Regions from separate parts of the Homo sapiens genome. Here region 1 is linked to region 2. Evidence: chromatin contacts called from ENCODE Hi-C or POLR2A ChIA-PET data. All regions are on one chromosome and are shown on one strand. The core of a region is the stretch at or near the end of the contact, and the rest is flanking DNA. Distances in the headings are between cores, read along the strand shown.

Region 1 (6,716 bases), core at 1,864-4,363, 530 kb before region 2:
AGCTTCCCTGCTATACCAAAACATGGAGCAAAATTTGCATTTTTCTCAAGAAGGAGAGAAAAGGAGTAGGACTCCAGCAAAGTTTGTCAGAAGGAAAGCTAGAAAAGATTTAAAAGAAAAAAAGAAAGAACAAATCAGCAGTGGTGGTATGGATGAAAGGGACTTGAGAGAACAAAAATGGCTAAGGGAAAATTTTAAGTCATCTGCTGAGCAGTGTGCTGTGTCAACCTCCTCCTAGGTCTCCTCTATGAAATATTTAGTAAAGTCTACATTTCTCTTTAACTCTTTCTGTGAGTAGATTCTTTGGGAGAAGCAGGCATTGGAAGAGGTGTTGAATTCAGCAAGCCAAATGGTCTGTGGTAAAAAACAAAACAGACTTTGAGACTCAAGGCTAAAAAAACAGGGAAATGGCTGGCATTTGAGTCACACACTAACTGCATAGGACAAATGAATCTTGCTTAAACCAACTCATGCATTCTTGAAAAGGTATATGCAACCCAACTGTGTGTTAACTAAGCAATTTTTTTGCCATCTCACATTCTAACTCGAGAAAGATTCCATTTTCATTTTTCACCAACTGTTCTCTGAGCAGAGGTACCTGACTTTTGCACTGTGAGTGGTTTCTAATCTCAGTCTCTGTCAAGCAATGCTAAGAAAGCCAACACCTAAAGACACAAGGGGTACATCATTTAAATGAATAATGTAACCAAACAAACAAAAAAAGAGAATAATCATTAATAACTCAACTGATAGATATGTAGGGAGTAGGCAACCCAGGAAGTTTAAAACTAAATTCTGTTACTCTTGAGGGTTAACCAGCCCCTGGGAATGTTATGAGCAAATGATACTCCATGAGTAAAATGATATCTATGCAAGTAAAATAAATAATTTATCTAACTGGGAACTCAGGCTACCTAAAACATATGCCTCTTTGGTAAAAACTCAACTTGAGCTCCTTCCCTTGCTCCTACCCTCTGAACCCCACCTCCCCACCACACACACACACACACACACTCAGTGTACTTGCAGAACTTGTAGAGGAAGATGGTAAGTGAGCTCACAAAAACATAACAAGTCAATGTAGAGTCATCCAAACTGGAGTGGAGTGGTGCTATCTTGGCTCACTGCAGCCTCCCCTTCCTGGGTTCAAGTGATCCTCCTACCTCAGCCTCCTGAGTAGCTGGGACTACAGGCACGCACCACCACACCCAGCTGATTTTTGCGTTTTTAGTAGAGACGGGATTTCACCATGTTGGCCAGGCTGATCTCGAACTCCTGACCTCAAGCAATCTGCCCACCATGGCCTCTCAAAGAGCTAGGATTACAGGCGTGAGCAACCACACCTGGCCTCTAACCCTTTTCTGAATCATATATTGACCATGTACTGAGTCTATAGAGGATAGAGACCACCTGTGTCTCACATTCAAATCACCATCCCAGAGTGACCGGGGCGAGAGCAGGGAAGAGCAGAGGAAACCTCCAAATGTGGGGACTGTCCAAAGTAAGGTTGGAAAGACGTGACCTGAGGAATTGCAGAAAGGCTATAGGAGGCCCTATCAAGGCTGGTGGGAAATAATGGAGATTGGAATATGAGACTGGGCTCAAATGCCAGCTCTCTCACTAACCACACTCGAGGACTTCGCAAGTGTCTGCTCCCTGCTGGGCTTCCAACCAATGGGACTTCCATCAAGCCTGGCAGATCTCTCAGGAGTGTTCTAGAGATGATACAGGCTGACTTCTCCATCCTCTTAATTTAAGGGTTTGTCCCTTCCATCCCAGAATAAGTGGTATTCCTGGAATTGTGGGAGGCTCCCTTGTCTGACAGATTCTGCCAGCTTCCCTCAGCACTTCCTCCTTTTAGTTCTTGTCCACATCAAAACCTCTTAGGGCACTAGGCTATTCTCTGAGCCATCCTTTATGTGACTGGAGATTCTGAGAAGGAATTAGATAGTAGAGTTATTGTAGAGTAACTACTATATATTTAATTGTTTGAATATACCATAGTTTGTCCATTCTTCTATGCAAGAACATTTAATTTGCTTTTAGGTTTTTGCTGTTACACACAAAGCTACAATAAGCACATCTTCTTCTTGCACACCTCCCACCCCTAGTTGCCATTTTTCTATACAGCAAAAATACTCTTGGAAAATTATAAATGGTGTCACAAAGACACTGAGTTAACCATGGCTAGCGAGGGTTTAGACACCTCTGTGATCAGAGCTCATGACCTGGAGCTTAGTCTCTGGAATCTGAATGGCTCCTTCCATACTTTCTAAGTACTTCTCTGCTCTGTACATTCATTCAACACACATATCCCAAGTGCCAGTGAGTGCCAGGTCAGTTTACAATCCAACATGGTATGTGCTACAGCTCTGCCAAGCCACTGCGAAATCAGCCCTCATTAGCATAGGTTTGAAACATGCCTTTCAATGCACTCTGGGGCTTCCCTGGATCTAGCTCTCTTCCTGGAGAGTAAACAAACACCAGAAAGCATGAAGGACAAGCACAGCTCCAGAAGATTTCTCCCCCAAGATCAAATGTCTGTATTCCTCATGGGCTCTTCTCACAATTCTCCCCTGAAACTCTGCGATGGAAGATTGTCACTCAATGTATAGTATAATGACTTTCCAGGTTTTTTTTCTACCATGACCCAGAAGAAGAAAGGTCATGTTGCCAACGAGGACTAAGAAAAAAAAAAAAAAATAATAACTTACTGTGAAGACCTGAATTGATTTTATGATGCTCTCTTAAGTCACAACCCACATTTCCAAAATACTATTCTAGTGTGCCTTCTCCTGCTCCACATGTTGGAATGCTAAAAATATACTTTCCTTATTCTTTTGCAGCTCAGGCTCTAGTATTATTTAGTCTGAAATGGACAGAATTTTGGAATGTTTGTCCATCCAGCTAGCAAGGACAGCTGTGGAGGTGTTTGGTTTTTCTGCAGCTTCGTTTGCAGAGGTTTTCATGTTCAAATACGAGCTTAGTAGTTGGGGTGAGCCTAGGTGGTGGGGGAGAAGCATCCGTTCTGCTGATGTAGTCTGTTGCAGATGTGCACTGGTTCTGGAGCCCGGCAGCAGTAGCGGCTTCCTGATTGTAGTGGTTTCCTGTTCGCGGCAGCAGTTTTGTGGTTCTAGAGGGGCAGGCTTCCTGATTGCAAGATTATTGAAGAGACAGCAGCTACTATAGCAGCCCAGTTCCTAGGAGTCGCATTATAGGTTTCTCCTGAAAGCTCAATCTCGATTCTGTTTCCTCAGACCTCCTGACAATTCTACAAGCCATTTAACACCCTGTGATAAACCCCTTCCTGCCAAACAAGCTAACGCGAAGTCTGTTCTCTGCAACTGATTCCTCATGAATATAATAACAACATGTACAAACTGACCTCACCATTATGTACAAACCAACCCCACCATACTCATCCTGAACTTAACACTATTCCTACATTCCAAATCTCAAGGACTATCTCAGTCTCTGAATATCCTTCTTCTCACTTCCTACTCAATTAACACCCAACTAATTCCTCCAGTTTCCTAGTTCCAGCCACCACTCTCAATACCTCCTAACTCACAGCACTGCCTCCAGTCTTACTCCTTATAAATCCCATCTCCAGACAGCAATAGCATCTCCCGATTGTTCTTGGAATTGATAGTGATAATAACCATTTATCAAGCTCTTACATGTTATGACTTTTCCTGCACTCACTTATTTAATCTTCAAAGCAATCCAACGAAATAGGCATCATTGAGCCAGGCACGGTGGCTCAGGCCTGTAATCCCAGCACTTTGGGAGGTCGAGGCGGGCGGATCATGAGATCAGGAGTTCGAGACCAGTCTGGCCAACATAGTGAAACCTTGTCTCTACTAAAAATACAAAAAATTAGCTGGGCATGGTGGTGTGCGCCTGTAATCACAGCTACTTGGGAGGCTGAGGCAGGAGAATTGTGTGAACCCAGGAGGCAGAGGTTGCAGTGAGCTGAGATCATGTCACTGCACTCCAGCCTGGGCAACAGAACAAGACTCTTCCTCAAAAAAAAAAAAAATAGGCATCATTATCCCCATTCTTTATATAAGGACATTGAGAGTCTGCGATGTTGAGGAGCATGGCCAATGTCACAGTCAATGGACGGTAGAGTTGGGATTTAAGACCAAGTTTGCCTAACTCCACATTCCACGCTCCAGTCACTATGAACATAGCCTTCCTAAACTCTAAGCTCTTTCCACCAGGTCTCTCCCTATCTATCTCCTGAATGTCTCTCTAGTTTTGTGCTCAGCCCCACCTCCTTGTGCTCTATGATCAAATCACATTGCACTCCTTCCAGTTCCTCCAATCTTCCATGCTCTGCCTAGCCACCAGAAGCTTGCAGATAATTTTCCTTCTGCCTAGGATACTCCTGTCACACTCTTTTGCCTGATTAACTCCTATCATTGTTCTGATTTCCATTTCAATGTCACCTCCTCAGAGAAGTCTTCCTGACTCTGCTGGCTTCACTTAATGCCTTGCTGTCACCTTCCATGCTTCCCCATCGTTAATTGCATGACACTTTACCCTTCACCCCTGGTTCTCTCTATCATTCCTCTCCAACATTCAAATTCCCAGAAGGCAGGAACCCTACCAATCTTATTTAGCACTGGGTAATCACAGCCCAGCCCAATTCCTAGGACATAGTAGATGGCCATTCAATACATATTTCTTAAATGAATAATCAAAGAAAACCACTTTAAACATAAGTCCGTTTTAAGGAAAAGATATCAAGCCATACCAAAACAAAAGAAAAAAAAAAACAGTTCTTTTCAAAATATGGAAATGTTCATTGAAAGCCTCTATTTTTCTTAGAAATAATTTTCAGGCCGGGGACAGTGGCTTATGCCTGTAATGCCAGCACTTTGGGAGGGCAAGGTGGGTGGATCACTTGAGGTCAGGGGTTCGAGACCAGCCTGACCAACATGGAGAAACCCCGTCTCTACTAAAAATCAAAATTAGCCAGGCGTGGTGGCACATGCCTGTAATCCCAGCTACTCGGGAGGCTGAGGCAGGAGAATCGCTTGAACCCAGGAGAAGGAGGTTGCAGTGAGCCGAGATTGCACCACTGCAACTCCAGCCTGGGCAACAAGAGTGAAACTCAATCTCAAAAAAAAAGAAAGAAAAAAAGAATTTTCAGGGCTCAGGAGATAAGAATGCCTATTAGAGAAAGGTGAAATTTTTAGAAAGCAGAATCTACCTGTGCCATCTGAGAACATGGAAGGAAAAAAAAATAAATCTTTGCTTACTTTATTGAACCCCTTTTCTGAGCAAGGTGTGGTATATTTGCTGTAGAATCCATCACCCTTCCTATCTCTGAGATATCTATATGCTATTCTAGTCATTTTGTGATTAGAAATAGTGAGATTAACCTTAGAAAGTTTTTTAAGTTTTATTTTATTTTTGATTGACACAAAAATAGTGTACATATTTAGGTAGCACAGTGTGATATTTCAATACATGTATACATTGTGCAATAGTGAACATATCCCTTACTTTAAACAGTTATTTCTTTGAGGTGAGAACATTCAAAATCCTCTCTTCTAGATATTTTGAAATACACTAGAAAGTTTAAATCAAACCTTGGTATACCTTAGAATCCTGAAATCCCAGGCCACTTCCTAGAGCAATTAAATTAGAATCTCTGGATTTAGAACCCAGGCATCAGGATTATTTTAAGCTCCCAAATTTAAGCCAAATATTAAGAGTCAGTGGTTTAAATCTTTGCTGTTATGTCCTGGTGCCTGGTATCACCAGAGAGCTTGTTAAAAATGCAGGCATCTCATACATACCTAAAAACTGGAACAGAATCTGCATTTTAATATGATCCAAGAGATTCAGGTGCACCTTACAATCTGAAGAACACTAGTTGGTTGACTTTTTCTGGTAAGTGGAGAAGATTGCTGGTAATCCGTTATGTTTCTCTGTTTCCCCCAAGTGGACTTTCATGAATTGGCTTGGTCTTCCTTGTCTGCTGCTTATGCAAATGTGAGGGTCTAAACACTACAAAACCATCAAGTCAACGTGATGGTATTCATTTGTAATGATCACCACTGAATTTTTAACAACTGCTTTTGATCCAACTGTCTCCCTTGGGAATATTGGGCAACACTAGGAATAATCTGGACAACATGTTGAAAGCTTTGGATGCAGTTTAGAAACTTCTATGGGGGCTGTACTTTCCCTATAGCCAAGGAAAGAGAAAAAAACAAGTCTGAGGGTGGCAGATGGGAAAGAATAGTGGCCTTGGCAACTGGAAGCCAGTTTCAATCTGAGCTGAAGCAATTACTAACTCTATGACCTTGGCAAGTCACATGGACTTTGTAAACTTAAATTTTCTCAGCTGTACAATGGGAAGCTGTTGGGAGAACAAACACATAGAATAAGCTTGGAAAGTGTACAACTCTTGGGGTATTTTATCATATTCAGTGTCTGTGAAGGAGTTAGACCTTGGGGAGAGGAGTAGGAAAAAATGAATCAATGCAAGTTTGAGAAAAGTGAAAGTTCCTCAAATCCACTGAAGCCTATTCCCATCTGCATTCAGAAAAGCCAGCCATTGGATCAACAAAGGTCTCTGTCAGGCCAACTCTCAAAGGATGGTTTCATCCTGCAGGGAAAACTGGACTAGATAACCAACTGACTGTTTGCGAGATGCAGTATCAAGGTCCTCTCCCTGTGCCTCTCTAGAAGCAGCA
Region 2 (7,507 bases), core at 1,216-3,715:
GGCATCCAATCCTTTTATCTAAAAATGTGTTAGTGTGTGTATGTCTAAAGATAAAGACCTTATATTAAACATAACCACATACCATGGTCACCTAAATGTTAACACCAGGTCCTTAAATATGAACAAATATCACACCCGCATTCAGATCTCTCTGTGTCTCATAAATGGCTTATTCGTTCCCGTCCATGGGCCTCAGGATCCAAACATGGCTTGTATATTGCATTTGGTGCCTTTCAAGTCTGTCCTCTCCCTTTGTCTTTTTCTTTCTTTCTTTCTTGCATTTACTTTTTCAGATCTCTTTTACTCTCTTAGTCCGTCCTCCTTCTTACTTCTGCCGTGCAATTCATTTGTTGCGGAAATCAGTCTGTCCTGCAGAGTCGTCCGCAGTCTGGGCTTTGCTGATGTGCTGTGGTCTCTTTTCATGCGTCCCATTGTCCTCTTTTTCTTGAATATTGTTAGGTTTTGAGCTAGAGGCTTTGGTGGTCTGGAGGAGAAACATGACCATTTCCCTTCCAGACCATGAGCTCCACGGGCGTGGGGAGTTTTGGCAAGAGCACGTGAGTGCCTCCTTCAGTAAGCACAGGATGCCTGCTGCTCTCTTGTTGGTGATTTTGACAGCCTCTGATGGTCATTGTCTTGGGCTAGTCTTTCATTTGAGGTGACAAAGTGGTAGTATGCTAATGCTCTCATTCCTGCATTAATTGCTGGAAATATGCTAAAAAGTAAAAGTGTCCCTCATCAACTACTTGGTTACCAAGTTCTTGTTCCTATGGGAAGGGCCAGCGAGATGTTCCGTTCTGTCCTTTTACTGTTACCGTTACTGACCCATAATGGTACTTACTTAGTTACCGACCCGTTTTCAGAAGGAGTCAGTTCCTCACATCCTTCAAAGGTGACATGCTTTTCCTTTTTTCCTGCAATGACTTGTTTTTATAAAGTTCTTTGGACTTGTTTAAGATAAGTGACTCTGAGTAGGTGGAACAGTGATTTTAAGTCTTCTATTTCTCTGCCATGGGACTCTTGGGTGATTCATTCAATTAGCCATTGAAAATCAGGTACTTCTTAAGCACATGCTTCTTAAACACCGACAGTGCAGCAGGGGGAAAGAAAGATATGGGCCTCACCCCACAGAGCCAACCGGTGGGCAGGGCATTTGGAGAAATAAAACAGTGGCAGCCATCTGCGACATGGGTTATGTATCAAGGTAAACCAGCCAGAGGCCCTCAGTCTAGACCCGTTGTCATGGGGGTAGAAGAGTTGTCCCACTGCCCTCTCATGCTCCAGAACTTGAACGTGGTGGGTCTGTGTTGCACACAAGCCTGAAGATTGCTCAGCTCGGATCCCACCATTGAATGCTTTCCTCTCAGGAACCCAGAAGCCCTTATGGAAGGGGGTTTGCTATCAGGGTCTCCCAGCAAGGAGGGGTTCATTGTGTGCCTGCGCATGTGACCGTGTTGCTCCCGCTTTCTGCAGGAAGACTACCACAGGCTCCTCACCAAGTACGCTGAGGCCGAGAACACCATTGACCAGCTACGCCTCGGGGCCAAGGTACCAGGCCGGGATGGGGTGGAGGCATGGGCCCAAGTCCCCGAGGAGGTGACACTTTTCCATAGTCCTAGAGAAAGGCCACTGCCTCCTCCATCTACTGAGGCCCTGGAGATAGTGGAACGCCAGTTTTCTTCTACCCCAAGGTCCCTCTGTGACCTTGGGCAGTGACCTTGCCTTCCCTGGGCTTTTTTTTTTTTTTTTTTTTTTGAGTCAGGGTCTTGCTCTGTCACCTAGGCTGGAGTGCAGTGGCATGGTCGTAACTTACTGCAATCTCAACCTCCTGGGCTCAAGGGATCCTCTTGCTTCAGCCTCCCTGGTAGCTGGGAATGCAGGCAGTCATCACTATTCCCTGCTAATTTTTTTTTTTTCAATGTTTTGTAGAGACGGGGTCTTACTTTGTTGCCCAAGCTGGTCTTGAACTCCTGGGCTCAAGTGATCCTCCTGCCTCAGCCTCCCAAAGTGCTGCTGGGATTACAGGCCTGAGCTACCATGAGCCCAGGAATTTCATGAGAATCTCTCTCCTTCTAGATGGGTTCTGGAGTAAGACCACCTGGGTTCGACTCCTGGCTCCATTGCTAACCAGCTGTGTGACCTTAAGGACGTTACTTGGGCTCTGTGAGCCTCAAAAGAGTAACACAGAATTTCTGCTCAGCCCCTGGTGCTTGTTTTTTGGGCCTGAATCTTCCTGGATCACACCTTTGCCTTTCTCCCTCCCCACCACCTCACCACAGCCTCTCCCCTCCCCTGAACAGCAGTATGGGGCAGGAGGAGAGCAGAGGGGGAACCCACCACCCCAGCCCCCACCCCGTCTTCGGAGGAGGCTGTGAATTCTGCACCTTCCTCTTTTCTGAGTGAGGCAGGAAGTGGGACCTGTGCGGCCCCTCGTGGCTTCCTGCTTTTGCTGTGCCCTCCTCTTGCCTCATCAGGCAGCAGTAGAGGAGGATGTGGGAGCTGAGGTGCAGAGATGCAGATGCCCCAGTGCCTCCCCCTGTCATGCTCCAGGACCCTGCCCCTGCCACAGCTGCTGCTCTCAATGTCGAGAGGCACTTCCGGGGCAGGTGGGCGGAGGCCACTGTGGTGAGGAAATGGAAGGGGGCCTGTTCTAGGACCAGGACCCCCCCCCCCCCCGCTGCGTCCCCACACCTGCTGCCTGGCACAGGCAGGACCCTTCCCTCTTGGCCTCATCGGGCACATCTGTAAAAGAGGGGCTAATCAGACTTCCTCCTGGGAGCCAAGCAGGCTCCTTCCAGCTTTCTGAACCACTGAGCCAGATCCAGGGTTGGAAGAGACGGGGGAGTTGGGAAAGGGAGGGAAGGGGCTTTGTTAGGTCATCCTCTCTGGGGAAACCACATTCCCATGGCTGCAGACTCCAAGTAGGTCCAAGGAGAAAGGAACTGGTCATCAGACCCAAACACTTGGGCTTCCCCATTTGGCAGATTGGGAAACTGGGGCTCCCGTTGGGATAGGGGCCTCTGAAGGTCATGGAGTGGCGGGGGCTGGAGGCGTGGAGCGTCTGCACCCTCCCTCCTCCCTTCCTTCCTCCTGCACTCGTTTAAGGGCATGAGTCAGTATACAGAAAGCATTTACCTGGCACTAGGCAGGCACTTTGTAAGAGTTAGGGAATATTATAAAGGTGTTTACTGCCAGGCCTCTTGTGTGCCAGCCACAGTGACAGGCGGGGGTGGACACGGGGGAGCACAGCTGGGGTATCTCCTCTCGTGGGTGCTCCCTTGACCCAGTAGGACTCAGGGTCCCCCCCATGTGTAGTCACCCTGCCCTGGCCAGCACCCAGACCCCTGGCTCATGTGTGTGAGGGTGTCACAGGAGAGGCCAGAAATGGTTCTGTGCCAGCTCACTCACTCCCGCTTTCTGGAAAAATGATTGCTTGGCCCGAGGGCTCTGCTCCCTCCCCCAACCCCTCTCTCAGCCTCAAGAAGTGTGAGCACCATTCAGGGCTCTACCGGAAGGAAGCAGGATGATACTATCATCTCCTGCCCAACCCCATCTCACAGCTGCCCTGAAGGAACAGTACATGGCAGGCTTGCAGCTCCTATGTGCAGAAGAGAACACAGAGCCCCGGAACAGGGAGGGGATTCACTCTGGGTCCATGGGGCTTGAGGGGAGCTGAGATTCCAGCTGGCCAGTGCCTCACTCCATCTGGACCTCTGTGCACTCTACCCCGAAGGCTGGAGAGACCCCAGGATGGTCTTCTGCTCAGAACCCACGAGTTCAGAGGCAGTCCTCAGAACCCACCGAGCCATTTCACTCTGCTCAGAGCCCACGGGGGAGGGCTGGACCCACCTGGGAGGGAGCCGCGCTGGGGATGTTGCGCTGGACACCCAGGCTAGGCATGGTGGGTAGGTGGACAGCAATGGATGGGGACCCATAGGAAGGAGATTGACATTCACTGAGCAGCAACAGGTATCCCACCCCAGCTTCAGGGTCATATTTGAGCCCCTCCACACACACACCAAGGCACAGCCAGGTGGAATGGTTTGCTCAACATCCCACAGCTGGTGCAACAGGCAAAGCTGGGACTGAAACCTACATCTCCCTGATTCCAGAACAGGTGTTTCTTTCCTCATGCCTGGGTAAGCCCTGGCACTCAGGCCCTGGCACTGGGTGTGGAGACAGGCATAGGGATGAGGTGGATTGATGACTGTTATAGTAATAAGAATGGTCATAGGTGATGTTTATGGACCACTCTCTTAAATAATTTGCAGTTGGGGAAGCTGAGGCACAGAGAGGTTAAATAACTTGACCAAGATCATTCAACAAGTAGGTGCCAGAGCAGGAGTTGGAACTCGGCAGCCTAGCTCTGAAGCCCACGAGTGACACCACACTCTAGCAGAACTAGACTTGGTAGTTGCGGGATCTGCAGCTGGGGAGGCCTGGCCCAGGAACACCGATGGGTCTGGAGCCTTGGGGTTGGGGCAGGACCAGGGAGCCCAGCTGTGGGGCAGGGAGCCAGGACTGGTCAGGAGTCACTGGTGGGCTCTGTTCTCTACACTGGCCTCTGGCCAGGGTTTATAGTGATCTCACTGCATTTGCTGCCATGTTGCCACCTCCCCCCCAGCCCCTGTTCCTCCATCTCAGCTGAAGAGGGATCTGGAAGAGCTGAGGTGACCAGAAATTACCCAAGAAGGAATTACGGAGATGATGTAAAACCACCTCTTTTCAGTGTGTTCTGATGGCTGCAAGTTGGTCTAGAAGCCCCTGGGTGGGGATGGGGGGAGGGGGAGGCTTCTGTATGCAGATGAGTTGGGGAAACATCTTCCTCTCTCTCTTCCTCCTCCCCTCCCTCCCCATTCATAAAGCCCATTAGCATTTTAAAGGCTGAGAGAAATCCATCTGTGCAGAGAATATTCATTTGTTTAACCCAATGTTTCCCAAATTCACTAGTCCTCCCTTCACAGAATCCTGATTCACCTTTCACAGAATCCCCCAAGGGAGTGAATCCAGCCTTGGGGAGCACCCGGGACACCCTGGCTGTGTCCAGAGAGACCAGCCCTGGGAGGGCCTGGCCGGAGCAGCTGCAGCTGCCACCCCCACCCCCACCGCCACTCCCCACCTCATCGCTCTGCCTGGGCATCTGCTCAGGTTTTGGGCTTCTCTGCTTCAAACTCCTTATCGGTCCCTGAAACAAAAGGGCTTCCTGGCTTCCCTGGCCCATCCCCATTCCCTGTCACTCCCTAGGTGGGGCCTGAGGCTGAGAGAGGGGTCTGGGGAGGGAAACATGTCAGAGGGCTGGGCCTCCCCTGGGATTTGGGTCACCTCAGGAGAGGGGTGCTGATAGGAAAGGCCCCCACAGGGGAGTCTGAGCAGATGGCTGAGGGGATTATTAAAATCCAGCTTTGTTCTCATCTGGGGAGGCTGGGCCTGAAAGAGGGGGAGGCGGCGGGGACCATGCCACACTTGGAGTTGATTTTTCGGCTACAGCCGGGACCTATACAGCTTAAGCAAGAGAGCCTGCTTGCCTGGGGGCCAGGGAGCCCCTTCCACCAGGCCCACCCTAAACTGCTCATTCCTGACCTTGGTGCAGTGGGGGCAGTTAAGATAACCCCCCAACATCATGATGAGCAAATCCCACTAAGGGGTGTTGCTTTTCCACGGGCCTGTCTCCATGGTGGCTGTGCAGATAATGATGGTGATGACGATAACGGTGATGGTGATAATGGTGATGGTTACGATGATGACGGTGATGGTTATGATGATGACGGTAATGGTAAAAATGGTGATGATGGTGGTGGTAATAGTGATGGTGTTGGTGATAATGGTGATAGTGATGGTGATGGTAATGATGGTGAATGATGGTGATGGTAATAGTGATTGTTATGGTGCTGACGGTGATGATGGTGGTGGTAATGACAGTGGTGGTGATGATGCTGATGGTGATGATGCTGATGGTGATGCTGATGGTGATGCTAATGATGGTAGTGGTGATGACGGTGGTGGTGAAGATAATGGTGATGAATGTCAGGGTGGTGGCCACTATTTATTGAGCACTTATTTTGTGCGCAGAGAGGTTATTAAACCAACTAGGACTCAGAGGTGTGCTGTGGTAGAGCCTAGACAGGAACCTGGGCTCTAGCTGCAGAGCCCACATGCTAAGCCAGAGTTGGCAAACTTTCTCTGTAAAGGGCCAGATTGTGACAATGTTTGGCTTTGTGGAGCATATAGTCTCTGTCACAACTACTCAACTCTGCCACCAGAGTGTGAAAGCAGCCATAGACAACACATAAACAAACAGGCATGGCTGTGTTCAATAAAACCTTCTTTACAAAAACAGAACATAGTTCTCTCAACTCTGCTTTAAGCTGTTGAACAGCCTGTGGTTTCCCTCTGCTTTCCAGCTTCAAGAGGCCTTCCTTGGTCACCTGCCTGACTCCAGACTGCTCCCTCACCAACTGGGCTGGCTGCCATGTTAAATCCATCCTCAAATGATAGAGATCCGCTACCAATGGCAGATTAGTTTGTTTACTTGCTGGTTCACTCATTCATTCGAATAGCTATTAGTTGCTATTATTATCAGTATAATAATTATTAGAAATGCTTATATTTGTTAAGAAATAATTATATGTTATATGGTATATTAATTATGATATAATTATAACACACATTATTAATAAAAAATTACTGTTAATAGGAGAACCATAGGTGTTGGGGTCAGATAGAGCAGTGTTGTGATCCTCATCCAAGGACTTATCAGCTGGGGATTTTGAGTAACTGACTTAATAACCTCTCTGTGTCTCAGTTTTTTCTTCTATATAATGGGCTGTTGGGGTCCCCACCCTGTCTTCCTTTCAGGACTGCCATTAAGAGTAAATGAAAAGGCATGCAGTTCTTCACCTGTGTTTGGCCTAGCCAAGGGCTGCACTGAAAGATGGTATTTATTACTACAGGGCATGTGTGTTGAGCTCCTGAATGAAGATGAGGCGTTTCAGGTGGGTTTGCCCCTACCCTGACTTGGCTGTGCTGTGCCTCCCTGCTTCCACAGGTGAACCTGTTCTCTGACCCACCCCAGCCCAACCACAGCATCCACACGGGAATGGTGCCCCAGGGGACCAAGGTCTTGTCCTTCACCATCCCACAGCCCCGCTCTGCAGAGTGGTGGCCGGGCCCGGCCGAGGACCCCCAGGCCTCTGCGGCCTCAGGTGAGTCCGGGAGAAGAGCTGCAGCTGGAGGCTCCTTCTGCCTGGGATTCTGCTCTGTGGGACTGACTTGGTTCACCCTGGGGATGGCGCTGGCCTCAGGCCAGGGGAAGGAGGGAGGCAAGGCCCCACCCTGGGCACTTTGACTCAAAAGGGTCAGAGATGTGGAAAGTGTCCTGCTTTGATCCACAGCAGCCTGGGGGCAGCCCTGGCCCTGCCACTTGGCATCTTGGTGACCCTGGGTGAGTTGAAAACATAGAGCATTGTCCCTGGGGAGCCCATATCTCAGCCAGGCCCTGTGCTAAGCC

The links. A loop is a pair of places that touch in the nucleus more often than their neighbours do. ChIA-PET counts read pairs that join two places held with the same protein, here RNA polymerase II (POLR2A). Pooled maps may share reads with other maps.
Region 1: a loop to region 2 is called in a pooled map, with 2.0 times the contacts of the local background. The contact joins two enhancer-like sites. A Hi-C loop is called at or near these places in 2 of 168 maps with a recorded cell type or tissue (both naive thymus-derived CD4-positive, alpha-beta T cell), 1 of 37 single-sample maps with no recorded cell type and 10 of 50 pooled maps. POLR2A ChIA-PET finds 5 or more read pairs at or near these places in 3 of 52 experiments (CD4-positive, alpha-beta memory T cell, activated CD4-positive, alpha-beta T cell and activated naive CD4-positive, alpha-beta T cell).

What each region holds. Positions count from the first base shown.
Region 1 is chr9:114,895,333-114,902,048 of GRCh38, reverse strand. TNFSF8 (TNF superfamily member 8) reads left to right here. Exons shown (of 4, transcript NM_001244.4): 4 at 1-904. Among named protein-coding and RNA genes, the nearest start is that of TNFSF8, 32 kb to the left of the region's middle. Within about 2 kb of position 3,113, at least 9 of the 41 ENCODE cell types and tissues checked have a DNase peak (open chromatin) inside an H3K27ac peak, as active enhancers do.
Region 2 is chr9:114,368,134-114,375,640 of GRCh38, reverse strand. AKNA (AT-hook transcription factor) reads left to right here. Exons shown (of 22, transcript NM_001317950.2): 4 at 1,474-1,548; 5 at 7,046-7,202. Among named protein-coding and RNA genes, the nearest start is that of AKNA, 16 kb to the left of the region's middle. RefSeq lists an enhancer at 5,863-6,567. Within about 2 kb of position 2,465, at least 25 of the 41 ENCODE cell types and tissues checked have a DNase peak (open chromatin) inside an H3K27ac peak, as active enhancers do.